2 separate regions of the Homo sapiens genome follow, and region 2 is linked to region 1. A link is a loop called in an ENCODE intact Hi-C map of the cell type or tissue named here. Cell type or tissue: endothelial cell of umbilical vein. All regions are shown on one strand.

Region 1 (8,000 bases):
CACTTAATAGCTCTCTATATACCAGGCACTGTTCTAAGCATTTTAGATACACTGACTCATTTCAGGATGATACCAACTCTATGAGGTGTTGCTATCTCGATTTTATAGAGGAGGAAATTGGGGCTCAAAGAGGTCAAGCAATTTGCACATAAATCTCTCAGCAGTAACTGGTAGCACCAGGATTCAAATTTGGGTAGTTTGGCTCCAGAGTTTGGCCTCCTAACCATCATGCCACACTGGCTGCAAGACCTAGGGTAAAAGGGTCTTGGGAAAACTCAACAGATTACCCTTTATGGTAGAAAGAGCAATGATAATAAAGTTAAAAATCAGTGGTAACCCAGAATAGCTGAGTGATGTGGAGCAAAATACTTAACCCTCTTCACTTCAGGTTTTTTATTTATAAAATAGGGAAAACTAAACTAACTCACAGGATAAACGTGAGGATTAAATAAGAGCAAATAAGTATAAGAGAAAGGCATATTAGTTAGGAATTGTATTCCATTGCTTAATAACAGATGCTAGAAATGAGAGATGTTTCAACAAGATAAAAATTTCTTCAGCTCACACATATTTTTAAAATGTCCAGAGGTAGGCAGTCCTAGGCAGCTATAGCTCTACAGTGTCATTAGGGATCCAGATACCTATCTTTCTCTACAATTCTGATTAATAGCGCATGGCTGCACCCTCAAAGTTGCCTTATGATCCAAAATGGCTGCAGCAACTCCAACCATTATGTCTGCTTTCCAGGAGAAATAGGGAGAAGGAGTTAAGGAATAGAAAAAGTCTGGATTAGCTGATGTCCTCCCCTTTACAGCACTTTCCCAGAACCTTACCCAACAACTGTATACATTTTATTAATTAGAACTACATCACATGACCACTTCTAGCAGCAAAGGAAGCTGGGACATATGGCCTCATTACTGAGCATACAGCCATCAGAATGAAATCAGGGTCTGTACTAAATGAAAAGGGGATATGGATATTGGTTAGGCAACAAGCAGTCTCTGGCCATAGAAGGAAACTAAATTTCATTGAGCATCAACTCCCCGCCAGACACTTCACATAGATTTTCTCATTTGACCCTTGTAGCAATCAAGAAAGATTTAAATGTTGTTACTACATTTATACAGAAAGAAATGGGATCGAAGAGAATAAGCAACACCATTCTTCATACAGGGAAACAGATTTAAAACAGATCTAACTTCAAAACTTGAACTCTATCCATAACATCATTCAGCCTCCAAAGTTTCCTCTAAGGAAAAGTATTTTGTAAAAGTTCAAGCATCATGTGCCACGTATACCTTTAAGACTTCTGTTGTATTAATACTTGAAATTATGTCTCAGTTACTTCCCTGGAGAAAGCAACGAACTCGCTTCAATTATTTTGTAAAAATAGAAATAAAACTGCGTATCATTTCAGTTGGTAGAAGAGGAACAGTCACTGAACATATATATATCCTGGTTACTGATGTGTCCACGTTTTGAAAGCATTTCCTGGCCTTCCTCTCCAACAGTCAGGATAAACAGTCAGTAAAGGTCATTCTGCAGAAGGCCGACTGTCACCCTGAGTAATATCTATCCCTCGTGTTTCAACCCCTTTTCCTGCAGCCACAGATTGTTTATATTAAAAAGAGAAGATGATCTTTATGTTTTCTCTCTTCTTGACTCATTTTGAAAGGAGGTATGGCAGAGAACATAGAGGAATTGCATCCAAATCCTATAGCTACATTTGCATCCTGGGTCCATTCCAGAAATCTGAGTGTTAAGAGAGTGAGGAGGTGCAAAGCAAGGAAGGAAACAGAAATGCTTGAACCCCCATAAACAGGCTCTTCAGCATTGTGTTTATTCTCCTTCCTCCAGTTCATTTTCCTGCCCTAAGGAGAAGACAATCCTGATTTGCAAAAACTAGGAATAAATTGTTGTCTTTGCACTTTTTTTCTACAATGTGACCCTCGGTGCATATAGACACACACCTGGATTATAACAGGCCTTGCTTTGCAGGGCCCTTTGAATGGCAGATACAGAGGCTGAGCATTCAGGCACCCAACATATTATGACTTCTACGGCCTTTTCAAGTGACCCAGAATACTTGCTCCCCCCAGCCCCCACCAGCAACATTTCTTTTGGAAGACCAAGTCATTTATGCCACTTCCAAGATACCACAAATTACCTATGAGTATTCTTTCCTGAGAGCTGGTTTTGATTTGATAGAAAAGAGAAAATGGAAACAGCACAATGGGGACAACACAAGGGTGGGAAAAGACAGCCTGGTGGCTTCAAGATGAACTTTCTTACCTTACAAGTTTTTCTAATGGATTAATGTAGCAAAAAAAAATTTATACACTTCACACAGCTTCTCTGAAGGGAAGAGACTTTTGATGGCTTAAGAAAATGGCACAAAAAAGACTGGGGGAGATGAGGTATTTTCAAAGTACAGAATGCATAAGGGTGGTGGGGGGTAAAGGTGGCAGATGAGACATGAGAGAATAGGCATCTGACAATTGAGAAGAAGAAACTTTTGGGAGTCAAGAGGGAGAATCGAAAGGAGGCCTAAGGCTCCCCATCCACCTGCTACACAGCATCTCCTAGACCTGGCACTAAATCACAGCTTTTCCAAAGGGTGAATTTGTACTAGGGGCTACCTGGACTTCTAGCAGTGAGATGAGGGCAAAATTTAACACAAGGAAATACAGGAGGGAGTCATTTCAGGTCGGTAACATAGAGGAAATAGATTGGTTGGACTCGTTCCACCTACATTGGAGGCTCATCAGTGGGGTTTGTGTGTTTTCTACAGCAGGTGAGAGCCAGCCCTGAAAGATGATGGGAAGTCAGAGTGGAAAGACCTAACAATAGTGTTCTACAAATGTATCAAAGCTACAAAGGAACAGTATTCTCAATGTACCTTTGATATATTTCAGTGCTGTCCTAAGACCCAGGTAAGAGGGGTCCTGCCTTAGATACCCAACTGTGCCTATGACCAGTTTATATCAGTCAAGGAGCCTGCACAGCCAAGGTGAATCACATCCCCCTTTGATACCACTCTCTGGGTCCTGAAGACTCTGGAGTTTCTTGCCCAAACATCCCAAGCCTGCTTCCAGGTCTTATGTGGGCTTCCTCCCAGATGTGACCTCTTAAGAATAAACTGCACAGCTGGTGTATGCCACTTAACCCCAAGAGGCAGCTGTTTGGAGGAGGAGTGGATAGAACTGGAATGTGGGCACACAAGGCCCATTCAGGTATTGATTGGAGTTGATTCCAAGAAGGGAAATGAATGGGTCAGGTCGGAGATGCATTCTCCCACACTACACCATTGTAGTACTCCATAGAGATTTTGAGAAGTCACAATTTTAATCAGACTTTCCAGTTTATTACTAAGATATGTTTATAGTTTATTTAACATCTTTCAGCCTGACTTACAAATTTCAATATTTAGACATAGGGTACATAGGCTTCCATTTGAACTCTTTCCCTAGACCTCTCAAATTTGAAGATGGGTCCACTGTGTTTCACTAAAATCTCTCCACTCCACGATGAGGAGATCACTAGACCCAAAGGCAGGATATAGAGGGTTCTGTCTAGGTTCTGTCACTAGCAATCAGTGTGCCTGGCGGTGCCATGTGAACTCCCTCGCTTCAGAGTCCCCTTAAGGCTATTGGGCTAGAAGTTTCAGTAAGTTCCTCAGTGAACAAGGAAATCTAGGGCATAATTCACCAACAGGGAAATGGAGCAAGGAAGGGTTTTTCCAACTTTAAGGTACAACCAGAATGAATGCAGAAATAATTCCAATATCCTGCTTTTGTGCTGTACCTTTTCCATTGAGAGAACTGTTTTGAACCAAGGTCTGAATCATAAGAAGGAAATACTCCCACAGACCTACAGCTATGGAAATTCTTGCACTCCTCGACCCACATGATCACATTTTTCTGTGATTAGTACAAGGTTTCTCAGATAGGTGTTGTTTGCATTATAGAAATGCTTCCAAAATCAATAAGAAGTATTATACCTTATCTCTCTCCAGATGGGAAAAACAATAAAGAATGTTGTAAACCGTGCCTGGGAGGCTGAGAAGTGCATACATTCATGTCAAATACAAAGTGACCACAGCCCAGGACATAGCATTCATCAGACCTCACTGTAGAAGCCAGTTCTTTCAGAGGAACCAGCCCAGAGAAACCACATTACAGAAAGATAAGACTAAGAAATGATTTTGTTTTCCTTGCCACATGTTCTACTCCAAATAGGAAAGAACATCAGAGAGCTAAGATCCCATTAAAATTTATGGGAGTCTATGGTTTCCATGGGAGAACAAGCTTGATTTTATTTGAGTTATACTATAAATCTCTCATCTTTAAGTTGGAAGAAGTGCATAGAACAGAATATGGCAGAGAAGCCACAGCCCAAAGTGTAGACATAAATTATATCAAATGAGGACAAAAGGTAACTACTTGGGTGGCACAACATGTAGGGTGGTGTTATAGTCCGTAGAAATCGAAGACACTTAACTCATTGCAATAGGCATGGTCCAGACTATAATGATGGCATTAGGAATAGAAGGATGAAATGTAATGCGAGAGGGGAAAAGTCAGTGTTGTATTTGGGAAAAGAAAAAGGATGAAAAAATAATTATAAACAATGACCTTGAGTAAGTGGAAGAATGATGCCACCAACAGAAATGAAGAAGTCTGAGAGGGACCAGGAGAAATCCATTTAGACATAAGTTTGAGGTGGCAACTGGGCATCAAAGTGGAGCTGTCGGGTAGACATCTGCAAATTTGAGGCTGAAGCTGAGAAAAGAGAACATAGTTTGAGCTGTGGATTGGGAGTCATTCAAAATTTATGTCAGAGATGAAGCCACAAAAGCAACGATATGCTAAAAGGAAAAAGTTAGTAGAGCCTAAAGAACTATGGGTTAAGAACACTGTTATGGAGTGGAAACAATAAAATGGAGCCAGAAGAAACAAAAAAAAAAGAGAACGAGAGAGAAAAAATGGTACCTGGAGAGCTAGGAAGAAGAAGAGAACCAGATCAGGACAGTTATGGAGAAGAAAATTTCAAGAACAAGAGTGCAGCCAGATTTAGGTTAAGGAGAAAGAAACCTGAGAAAGTATATGGGCATCATTTAGAGGGAAAGTCAGAGCTAATACCAGGATGACACATTGAGAATAAGAGAAGAGAAATTATCAATAGCAAGCATGCACTACTCTTTTGAGAAGTTTGGCACGTCTCAAAAAAAAAGGAATAACAGCAAGGGATAAGCAGCAGGGGTTACATGAGTATGATTTTAAGGAGAAGGGAACACCAACCAAGTACCTAGCATACAGAGGTGGTGGGTCACTGAGGCCATTCTTACTCCAGGAATACCTGAATGAATGGGTTACACCACAGTCACTGGGCAAGTGCCAAATGACCCCCATCGTAGTCCAATCCTGCTTCTCTGCTGTCAGAGCTGATTAGACTTGAGTGTCTGGAATGTGCCTGGATTTTCTCAGAGAAAGGAGCAATAGAAACACAAGACATTGTGATAAGCCACACATGCATATGAAACAAAAGTTGGCCAGAGCGATTCCAAAGGTAAAGGTTGATCTTTATGGGAAATGACTCAAATGTCCCCATGGACCTATTAAAATAGGGATTTCACAGACTTGAGTACAATAGGCTATCAATATGGATTTGAGACACAGGAAATTTAATTGTGACCGCAGCTCTGCCATTTTCTTTGGGTGACTCAGGACAAGCTCCTCAACTTCTGAGTTCTAATTTTCTTAACAGAAAAAATAAATAATACCTCCCTGACCTATCATACAGTGTGTTGGGAGATAAAGATACTTTAGAAATTACAGAGGTCTCCACAAATGGGTATTTTGCTTCTTTTGTGGTACTATTGAAACAAATAAAATTGTATCGTTAATGGTTTCATAAACTTGAAACATATGTTGTAAGCCTTCTGTATCATCAAAAAGTTCCATCAAAGTTGTGTTAAAGTCTACCATCTGAAACCTTTAAGGTGGGTCGGGGGGAAGGATTTACCTAAAAGCAAGCTGATGGGTTGTGAGTCTCTCTACCCTTAAGACTGGTGATGCAAAGTTTTTTTGTAAGTATTTCTCTCAAAGTCTTACTTTCAGGGGCTTCCGTGAAAGTAAAGGAAATCAGAGTTCTTCTTACTGATTAGGGACTTTAAAATGTTTTAGGTTTTGTTTCAAACTATTGGAAAAAGTGATTTTTCATTTCATATTTTTTGTGGCTAGTGAATTGACCATCAGGGGACTAATTCAATTCAGCTGTTGTGTTTTATGCGTTCATTTGAATTTCCCAACTGAATTATAGCTGCTTAATTCAGGTTTTTTCCATTTAAATGTTGGTCTTATAATACATTTCCATACAAAACAATCTGGTCTCTTTATGGGAGCATTTTGGTGGCCAAACATAGAAAAATAAAAAGTTTTTAAGTTCAAAGAATTGGTAGTTTTTGTTTCTACAAAAGAGAAAGAGAAAGATGGAGAAATTAGATAGGGTTCAGGTAGGACTAAATACCTAGATGTGAAGACTAAAAGTATGAACTGATTCTTAAAATTTTAAGTAGAGAATAGTTAAGATTGAAAAGAAATAATGAGTTTTCTTCAAATATAAGGAGGGCCTCATTTCTAATAGAATATCAGTGATATTTCTATTCAGTTAAGGACCAAATATATGTCTCAGTGCTTTGGCAATGTCAAGAACAGAGAAGGTTTTCAATGAATATATGCCAAATGAGAGCATTTTTTAAGTGCCCTAAATTAAACCATAAGGAACTGAAGTTATATATGAAGAATAATTCCCTGAATGGAATGGCAAAGCTACCACAGGGTGGCGTGAATCTCTGGGACATACTACGGTGTCCAGGTACCTCACTGGGCAGTTAAGTATTAGGCTGTATTCTTAACTCCTTAAGAATGGTTTGCTTGCAGTTCTTCCTAAAGATAAAACATTTCTAGACAACCTTCCCAGACCATTCATTTCTGGGATTCCATAAAGAATCTGAAATTGAAGGTGAAGGAGATTAGGGAAAGTGAAGCAATTGAGCCAAAAGGATATTCTTCCCATAGAGAATGCTTTGGTTCATAAACCTACCTTTTTAGGTGAGTTGGGATGCTTTGAACAAATTTTTTTAAAAGTGCCTTCAAAATTCAAAATTCAGTAGCATTGTGAGGCTTGGTATAAGGCCCCATTTGCTTCACTGGACAGAGAAAGGACTGTAAGTCTTCTGTATTTAACCTTCTTCTCTACGATATACCTCAGCTAGCTATCAGATGCACTTATTGAGTCTCTACTATGTGTAAATTACTTGCATATTATTCTCAAAATAACTCTGCAGAATTCATAAATGCAGGTAATTTACTTCAGAATATCTAGGTATTAACTAGCAGAATCTGGATTTATATCCAAATATGCCTGGTTCATGGTTCATGTTAAGCACCTCTTCATTAGTATGGCTATTTCTATATGACAAGAAAATCAAAGAAGATGGTTTGCTATCACTTCTTCCTGCTCCTTCCACATGAAAGGAGAAAACTGTACTTCAAGTGATTCCCTCGGTCTGTGGGTGATTGAGTCAGCCCTCTGTAAGCTGGACTGTGATCTCAATGGCCAGTATTGCAAAGCCCCACACACCACTGACACAAAGAGTTAAGAGGGCCTCCTCCCTCTGGCAACAACAGTCCAGACCAGTCCCAAATAAAGGGTCATCGCCTCCTAATCTGGTCATTTTGCTCCACAAAGTGTTTACTTCTGGCCCCATGGATAGCCAACGTTTCTATTGGAGCCTTCATAGGATGACCTCACAATTGTGTTTGCTAAGTCTGGATGTATTTGCCGCCTGATATTCCACCTTTGTCCATATGCCTGGAGGCTTCAGCAGTAGGAGGAATTTACAAATCTAATAAATAATTATATGCAATATTTACTGAGGCCCATTCCTATTACGTCAGGTCCCATTAAAATCTAGAGGGAAAAAGTGCTGATTC
Region 2 (8,000 bases), 52 kb before region 1:
AGCAGAGGTTGCCGTAAGCTTAGATTGTGCCACTGCACTCCAACCTGTGCACAGAGTGAGACTCTGTCTCAATTAATTAATTAATTAATTAATTTAATTAAATGGTTGAGTCAAATGTAATTCTCAAATTAGAAAATTAAGTGATTTTTCAAAATATTGAGAACATTTATATAAACAGAGCACTTGGGAGAAACTAATAAATTTGGTTTAGCTATGTTAAGCTAGAAATTAAATCTATAACATGTTGAAATGTTAACATAACCCAATCAATCTTCAGTTTAAAAATAAATATGGGAAGTACAATAGTCAATGAGTAAACAACTAGAGTTGGAAATCCATGTTCTAGACACTGTTAGAAATAGAATGTGAAGATGATACAGAGAGTATAGTGAAGGAGAAAACCACATACATAAGTAATATAAAACAAAAAGAGAAAAGAACTACAATAGCGATATAAGCTACGGGACTTTAGAGATGCATCAGATTCACTCCTCCTGGGGAAACTGGTGAGAATCTAAGATGGGCTCTCAAAGATGGATTAAATGTCAAAGGATAGAGAAGGTGGGAAGGACATTTCCAGTGGAGTAAGCAGTGTCAGCAATTCTGAGTGACGGGCTCTCTAGGAGTAGCAATTAGTTCCAAAGACTGGAGCATAAGGTTCACGAGCAGGGGAGGAGAAAGGATACTAAAATATCAGCCTGGGGAAGTAGGTCGGAGCCAGATAATAGAGGGCCTTAAAGTCTATACCAAGAAGTTTACTTTGTTCAACAGCTAATGGAAAGTCATCAAAAGCTTTCAAACAGGGAGTGACATGTTCTTATGTGACTCATACTCTAATCTCTTATTTCCATAAATGAATATATGAATTTCATAAAATAAATGAAACTGCCTCATATCTCTCCCCATTCACTCTGCTTTTTATGGCAATCTTACCCTTGGGTAAATATTCCTAAATTATTTTGCATTTTTTTATGTTCTATACAATATTTCCAATTAGCCTTTTATCTAACCTGTAACCCTTTTTTTCCTTTCTGGTTGGAACCGAAAATATCATTAATCTCAACCAGGGATATCAACAAAAGAATTCTTCCTCTTTAAGTTTAGTCCTAAAGTCTATTTATGATACTCTACTAGTTTGACCCAGATGCCATTTGTAACTGGATGTGAAAAGAAAGAGGGCTTGCCCTGAATGCTTCGAGCAAGGCTTTCCTTTGGCAAATTCTTATATTATGGCATCTTTGGGTGCCCTGCTTCAAAGAACCCAGTTTCAGAGGAAAATGATCTGAAGAAGTCAAAATGCTTCTATTTCTTTCATAAAGATAGCCCTCCTGCTAAAAAATAAAAGAAATAAAATTTAGACAAAGTCCCCAGAAGTGATAACATCATTTAAAAACCTGTTCCAGTCTCTTTCACCCCATTCTACCAGAGACAGAAACAGAAACAAATGCTAGGAGCCAGACCTCTGAGTTTTCTCTCCAAAGTGGCAACAAAACAACTAACCAGAAAACAGTTTTATTTTATTATATTCTCAGCAATTTTATTCTAATTGTTAGTTAAAATTCTTCCTTTTGTCACATAAATGCATTCCACCATATCTCATCCTCAGTAAAACAAAGAGGGACAGAACCTCTCTTCCTGCCCTGCAATCTTCTGAATTGTATTCCTTTTTAATTCCTAAAGACTGCAAGCCAAAAATAAAATTCTGAAGACTGCTCACCAAAAATAAAATTCTAGACCCCCCAACCATCTGAAAGGACCCCTTCTTTCAGCAAGGGCATCCCAAAGCTAAACTGAAAAACTAGTTCAGGCCATTATAGGAAGGAGAGTCGGACATGCCTCATTCTACCCTCTTCCCTTTTGGAAATACTGATAGAACAGACTTAAAGTCTGATAAGAAACATTTACAATCTATTCCCTCTGAAGCCCGCTACCTGCTGGCTTCACCTGCATGAAAAAACCTTGGTCTCCACAACCCCTTATCTGAACCCAGACATTCCTAAGTGTTTGACCATAACTTAGCTCTTTCAGCCAATTGCCAACCAGAAAATCTTTGAATCTACCCATGACCTGAAAGGCCCCGCTTCCAGTTGTCCTGCCTTTCTGAACTGAGCCAATGTACATCTTACATTTATTTGATTGATGTCTCATGTCTCCTTAATATGTATAAAGCTAAGCTGTACCCTGACCACTTTGGGAACATGTTCTCAGGATCTCCTGAGGGCTGTGTCACAGGCCTTCGGTCACTCATATTTGGCTAAGAGTAAATCTCTTCAAATATTTTACACAGTCTGACTCTTTCCATCAACAAGACTAAGTGTTACATTTCGGCATTTTTCATATGATTAAAGAAATGTAGCCACATAGTATTTTATATTCTGTTCTTGTAGATACCAATACCAATCCATCCCCAAAAGAAAAAGGACCATAGAACACCGGCTTCCCACTTGTCCTTTTCTCCACATGAAATGCATGCTCCACCCTCAAATGCATGCTTACTGCACATGAATTCACTTGCCTCCATTAGTGGTCCTTCTTGGATAGGAGCCATGCTACAGGAACATGGAGGCCAAGGGGAAATGGAGAATCCGCACCTCTTCTAAGGGGAGTAGCTGCTATTCAGCTTAGTTTGGGAATAAGGTCTCAGTGTTGCTTGATCTTTCTATTTTTTTTTAATAAGAGAAGTGGGAATTCAAAAATATACTTATTTTACAAATATTAAAAACTAAAAATTTGAAAATGTTTGTAGGACGTTGTGTGGGCCAACATAGTCATGCTGAGGATCCCAGTCTGTGTACTCTGCACTAAGCTGTGATCTGGACTGAATAAGCAATCCAGAAAGAATGGCTTTCTTTCTCATCCAGGCATCATCAACTGAGCATATCTTTTTCTCCATCTTAAGGGGAAGATATCCTGATATTAGTATTAATAACATGGAAGAACCTGCTGTGGTTCTCTAGAAGTTTATTTGGTTTTTTTCTTTGGACTTCAAGATTCCACCTGGTTTCTGCTCTGAGATGGCATTTAGATACCTTAAGACCAAATATTATACTAGTATTGTCTTTTCTGCAGTTTCTTCAGTGCTATTTTTCCTGGACTTGGTGACATGGCAACTAAAGGAAGGGAAACCATCATTAAGCAGGTTTTAAGTCCTAATAGTCTGTTGTCCTTGCTTTCATCTAGGATTCCTATTTCTTTTATAAATTCTGTTCCCCTCCTCCCCTGAACTGCACCTCACAGGGCCTTCCTACCCCTTCATTTTTGCTCTGAAAAGAGATAAAGTGCTTCCTTGATGTCAGCAAAAGTAGAATAAAAATATCCTCAGGAAGCCTTACTAATTCGAGATACCTGAAATAATTTCTTACCTGTGTCTCCTAAGATCCCCAAAAACCCTGTTTCCCTTGGCAAAAAAAGAAAAAAGAAAAAAGAAAAAAAAACTTACACTGAGTCATATCCTACCGATCAAAAAGTTTGCTCCTGGAAGTGAATTAGGCAGCTTCCAAAAGTGAAGTAGCCTTTTCATCTGCATCATCCACCTTCAGTGGACTTTTCCCAGGGCAGCACATGTCCATAGCAGCAGACGCTCTGTAGGAGAGGAGACACTGGGTGTGTTCTGCTGCTTGACAAGCCATAATCCCATCTCGCCAGTTATAAGCAGGCATGGGCTTCTAGATGGTCTTCACGAAAATGTGCAGGAAATCCGGCATGATACCTAAGCTGTCACAAAGTCAGACACAAAGCTGTCACCGGAATGAAGAATAAACACTGACCATTACTTAGTAACTGCAAAGCATTTTTTGTTCTTTGTGCTTTTATGACAGTCTGGATTGATTTAAATTAGCCTTTCAGGACCTGTGTTCTCTGGCCCTGGTCTGTATCAGGTCACAGCTGCATTGAGTCATTTCCTCTCCAACTCTCTGTGAGATCTTCCCTTCAAAGCCTTGCAGGCCCTGGGTCACTCATGCAATGTGAATTATCTCGGCTCCCAAATGAATTTTTCTCGACTCCAAGACATACTCTTTACGGTGGTCTGATCATCAGGGCCTTTCTTTTGACCTGATTTCCTGTTCTCTACTTTTGCTTCCTTCACCTCTATAATCTGGTGGTTCCTGTCCATCTGGATTGGCTTCCCCTCTTGGCCTGCTTTAGAGACATCAGATTTGCTCAATTACTCCAGGCTCACCCCACTTCCTAAAGCAGAGCCCCCTTCTCCACTTTCTACTATTCACACCTTGGCATGTCATGGTCAAATCCAGGGGTTTGAAGACAATGCCATTTGGGGTCTGAAAGCTGACACCTGGCAGGCCGCAATTCTCTCTTGGCTGATATCCAAAGGATGCATCTGTCTTCTTGATCTAGTTTTTGCTTTTTAATAGTCCCCTTGCCTATCCTACTATCCTCTCCTGAAATCACTCTCATATTATTTTCTTATTTTAGATAATAGAAGATTTGCCTCTTTACTTGTAAATGTCTTTCTTTCTCAGTTCAGGCATTAACTCGTCATTTTGTTTTCTCCATTTTGAGAGTAAGATATCCTGATATTAATATTAATAACATGGAAGGACCTGCTACGGTTCTCTAGATTTTTATTTGATTTTCTTCTCTTGATTCCAATATTCAGCCTGATTTTCACTCTGAGATGGCATTTGGATAACTTCAGATGTTGTTTCCCAACAGGGAATACAAAGACTTCACAGGGACGGTCCTTGTTGGCTGCCGCTCTTACTAGGAGCCAGCCAGGTACCCTGTGCCCTTTCTTTTAGCTCATCGTTGGGCAGAGATTGGGCTCAGGGCTTGGTCTTGGGTTCTAAATCCCGACACTACCGTGGTGGCTCTATATAGCCTTGGTCAGTTTCCTCTTCAAGCTTCAGTTTATTCCTTCTAAAATGGGGATGATAATCCTAGGTACCTCATAGGGTTGTCATGAAGACTAAAGAAATGATATGTGTAAGGGATTTAGCGTAGAGACTGGCACATACTACATGATCCGTAATCACTATTTTTATTGTTATCCCCTTCACCTTTCAGGATCAGAACACAACATGATGCTTATCTGTGTTGGATGATATATGGTTCCCATCAGTAACGGCTGAACTGTGAATATTGATGCTTCCGATTTTACAACTGTTTCTTCTCCCCTTTCCTTAGAATCAAGGCATTTCCAAAGGTTCATCCACCACACACAGGAATCTGTTCTTCCTCTTAACAACTTTGTTTACAGGTCAATTGAAATAGCCAAAAGCTGATCTATGGCATATTTTAAAAGTTAGTTAGGAAGAAGTGCCATAAAATCTACGTTAGGCCCTTTATCCATCGGGGGGAGCGCTATTGCCCTGTGGAGTGAAAGCTGGTTTTGTTCACAGACAGTGGGCTCACACCAGATAGGGGCTGGGAGCTGTGGTCAACTGCACCAATGAAAAGATTCTTATGCTAATATTTTCCTTCCAAATGCATCCTGGAACTGGTCAAGACGTACCTCACCAAAGCCACTTTTTCCTCCTTTCTGCCCATGCCTGCCTCAGGAAATAGGTGAGTCAGGTTTTACTTGAGGAAGTGTTTGTTGTATTTCTGATTTTTCATGCCATTTTTTACATAGTTCTATATATTCAAACAAACAGAAAATCACAATAAGCTCTATCAGTAATTATTATTGGTGGATTTACTATTTGTAAGAAATATTAAAGCCATATGTTGAGACTTCTCCAGAGAGAAGTAACGGTAATTATCTTTACCATTTTATCTCTCTTTTCCAGAGAGATAAACATGGTATCTTACAAACTGCAAATAATCTCCAGAGAGATTATTTGGTATCGTAAGATACCATGTTTAAGCCATTTCATCAATATGAAATATAAACCTTAGGCAGTATTTAACCACAAAATAAATAAGCTTTTTAACTTTTAAGAAGTGGTCAGCTATATCTAGCTATGAATGAACAGATGAGTATATAATGAAAACAAATCACACTGCTTACAACATTCATGTATCTATTTCTGAAACACATTACAAATCTCCACTAAGAGCAGAGTACAGTTGAAAGAGATTCTCAGAGCATCACCACACTAGAGAGGTAGACGTGTGCAAAATCAGCCAAGGATAGAAGGAAAGAGGGTGTGGTACACAAGGAAGGAACCAAGTGAAGACAGAGAGGCAGGCAGCTGACCTCCATGTACTAAATTGCATCCCTAGGGGGGAGGCTGAACGAGGCCTCATTAAAATGCATAATCTCAGCAGTTCAGTTAAACAGATGAGAGCCTAGACAGGAGATGATCACTAAGACAGGGCCTCCATGACCCATGGGTAAGAGCCTCTTCTTAGATCTCATGTACTACGGAGAGAAAGCAACACCCAATTCTGGAGTTCCTCTTCCTTCCACATGCCTGTGAAGATTCAGACTCTTGTTGTAAGCCTCTAAACTCTTGCTGATTCTGTGTAGAGACCTAGTTCCAAATACATAGTTGATTCTCTGATTTCATCCAAGTTGTTGGTGCTGCTGTAATACTGCCTCCGTTGGCTGCTGGCAGCCTCCTAGTTCCAAACACATAATTGATTCTCTGGTTTCATCCAAGCTGTGATGCTCATGCCTGCAATATTACCTCCACTGGCCAGTGACAGCCTCCTGCCCATCCTCTGAGACTCAGCCCAGGGGTCATCTCCTTTGGCCTCTCCTTCTCTTTGCCCTGACCTCAGGTTCAGGGGCCCCTCATTCCACCTCTATGTCTCCCTGAGCTCCTTCTCTCATCTCCCGTGTTGTATACCTGTTATCTGTGTATTTGGGAGTGACATTCAAGATCTTTAACAACTGGAACAGCGCTGGCAGAGCCCTATCAGAACATAAGCCGGCTGTATCATACCAGTGCCAAACGGCCACCTGTCGGCCTGGGGTAAGGTGACTTTCACCCACAAGACAGTGAACTCTTTAAAAATAGGGCTGTGTTTTATTCATTGATATATCACCAGTGCCCAGAACATAGGAGATGTTTAATAAATGTTTGCGGATTGCTTGAAAAGTCTAAGGTTGACAAAGACAAGGCAAGGAGACACGGTAGCTTCCACCAGTTGTCTTCATATTTAATGCCCATACTTAAACCTCACTCTAGTTTCGTGTATCTGCATGATAGTCAAACTAGGCAAAATGTAAAAGAAAAAGAATATTCTGGGCTTCCATGAGTGAACCTTGAAGGGCCCTAAAGGTTTAGGTAATTAATTAAACATTTGTAAATTCTGGTCAGTTACAAAGTCTGTTACCTCCAAGAACAGTACTCCCTACTCACAGCTTCCAGAGCCCAGTATTTGTAAACCCATCTTTCTATGTTTTACTCAACACAAATTCTTACTACTTTTTAAAAATTTAACCAACTCAACAGATGACATTTTTAATGGCTGTTGAATTGTGATAAGCACCTCTTGCATTATTGAGAGTTAATTAGAAGAGCATAAGCTTATTTTAAGAATACATAACTGATGAAATTTGCTCCTGGGACACCGGAATTAAAGCAGGCTAGACAGTCTCTAGCAAAATCACACATCAGCCACACTCTCAAGGCATCAGTTATGCTGTGTGGACTCAGTACCAAATATCCCTTAGTTGAAGGTGATTCTAAGGACAGCACTCTAGTAAGTGTAGGATCTAAGGCTGCACTTGGTACTATGTGGGCTCCTCCACTAACATTTCCACCAACTTGGCTTTGTTTTATATTCCAGACCGGAGCATTCATAAATGGGGACTTGTGCTAAATACAATGTGTATTTCATTTTTTCCATTTTGTAAAATGTGCATGTAGTTTGTTATGGGATTTTAAAAAATTCCCAGAAGCACCATCCTATAGCAATAAAATGTTGTTTTAATCAAAAGCTTGGTTGTACTACATAACAAGGAAGTTCATAAAACCATTCAGTGTGAAGGTTTTTAACACTGTTGAAGAAGGAATTTTGCAGTTACAGAAAAGATTAAAGGAAAGGACTGTTTTGGTGAGCCCTAAAGCAAAACCATGGATCTTGTG

The links. Peaks named below come from ENCODE experiments on the same cell type or tissue, not always from the same donor. Only the 100,000 strongest peaks of a DNase experiment are listed, where the experiment ranks them.
Region 2: a loop joins it to region 1, with 5 times the contacts of the local background. A loop is called at or near these places in 7 of 110 quality-filtered maps.

Annotation. Positions count from the first base shown.
Region 1 is chr5:57,431,916-57,439,915 of GRCh38, reverse strand. All of the region lies in intron 1 of RMEL3 (enriched in melanoma 3), which reads right to left. Among named protein-coding and RNA genes, the nearest start is that of RMEL3, 41 kb to the right of the region's middle. In endothelial cell of umbilical vein, no CTCF peak of the experiment used is centred here; DNase peaks (open chromatin) are centred at 1,525, 3,165, 3,975 and 5,565; H3K27ac peaks cover 6,228 bases.
Region 2 is chr5:57,484,368-57,492,367 of GRCh38, reverse strand. The region is part of intron 1 of RMEL3 (enriched in melanoma 3); the gene reads right to left. Among named protein-coding and RNA genes, the nearest start is that of ACTBL2, 5.6 kb to the right of the region's middle. In endothelial cell of umbilical vein, no CTCF peak of the experiment used is centred here; a DNase peak (open chromatin) is centred at 3,857; H3K27ac peaks cover 2,461 bases.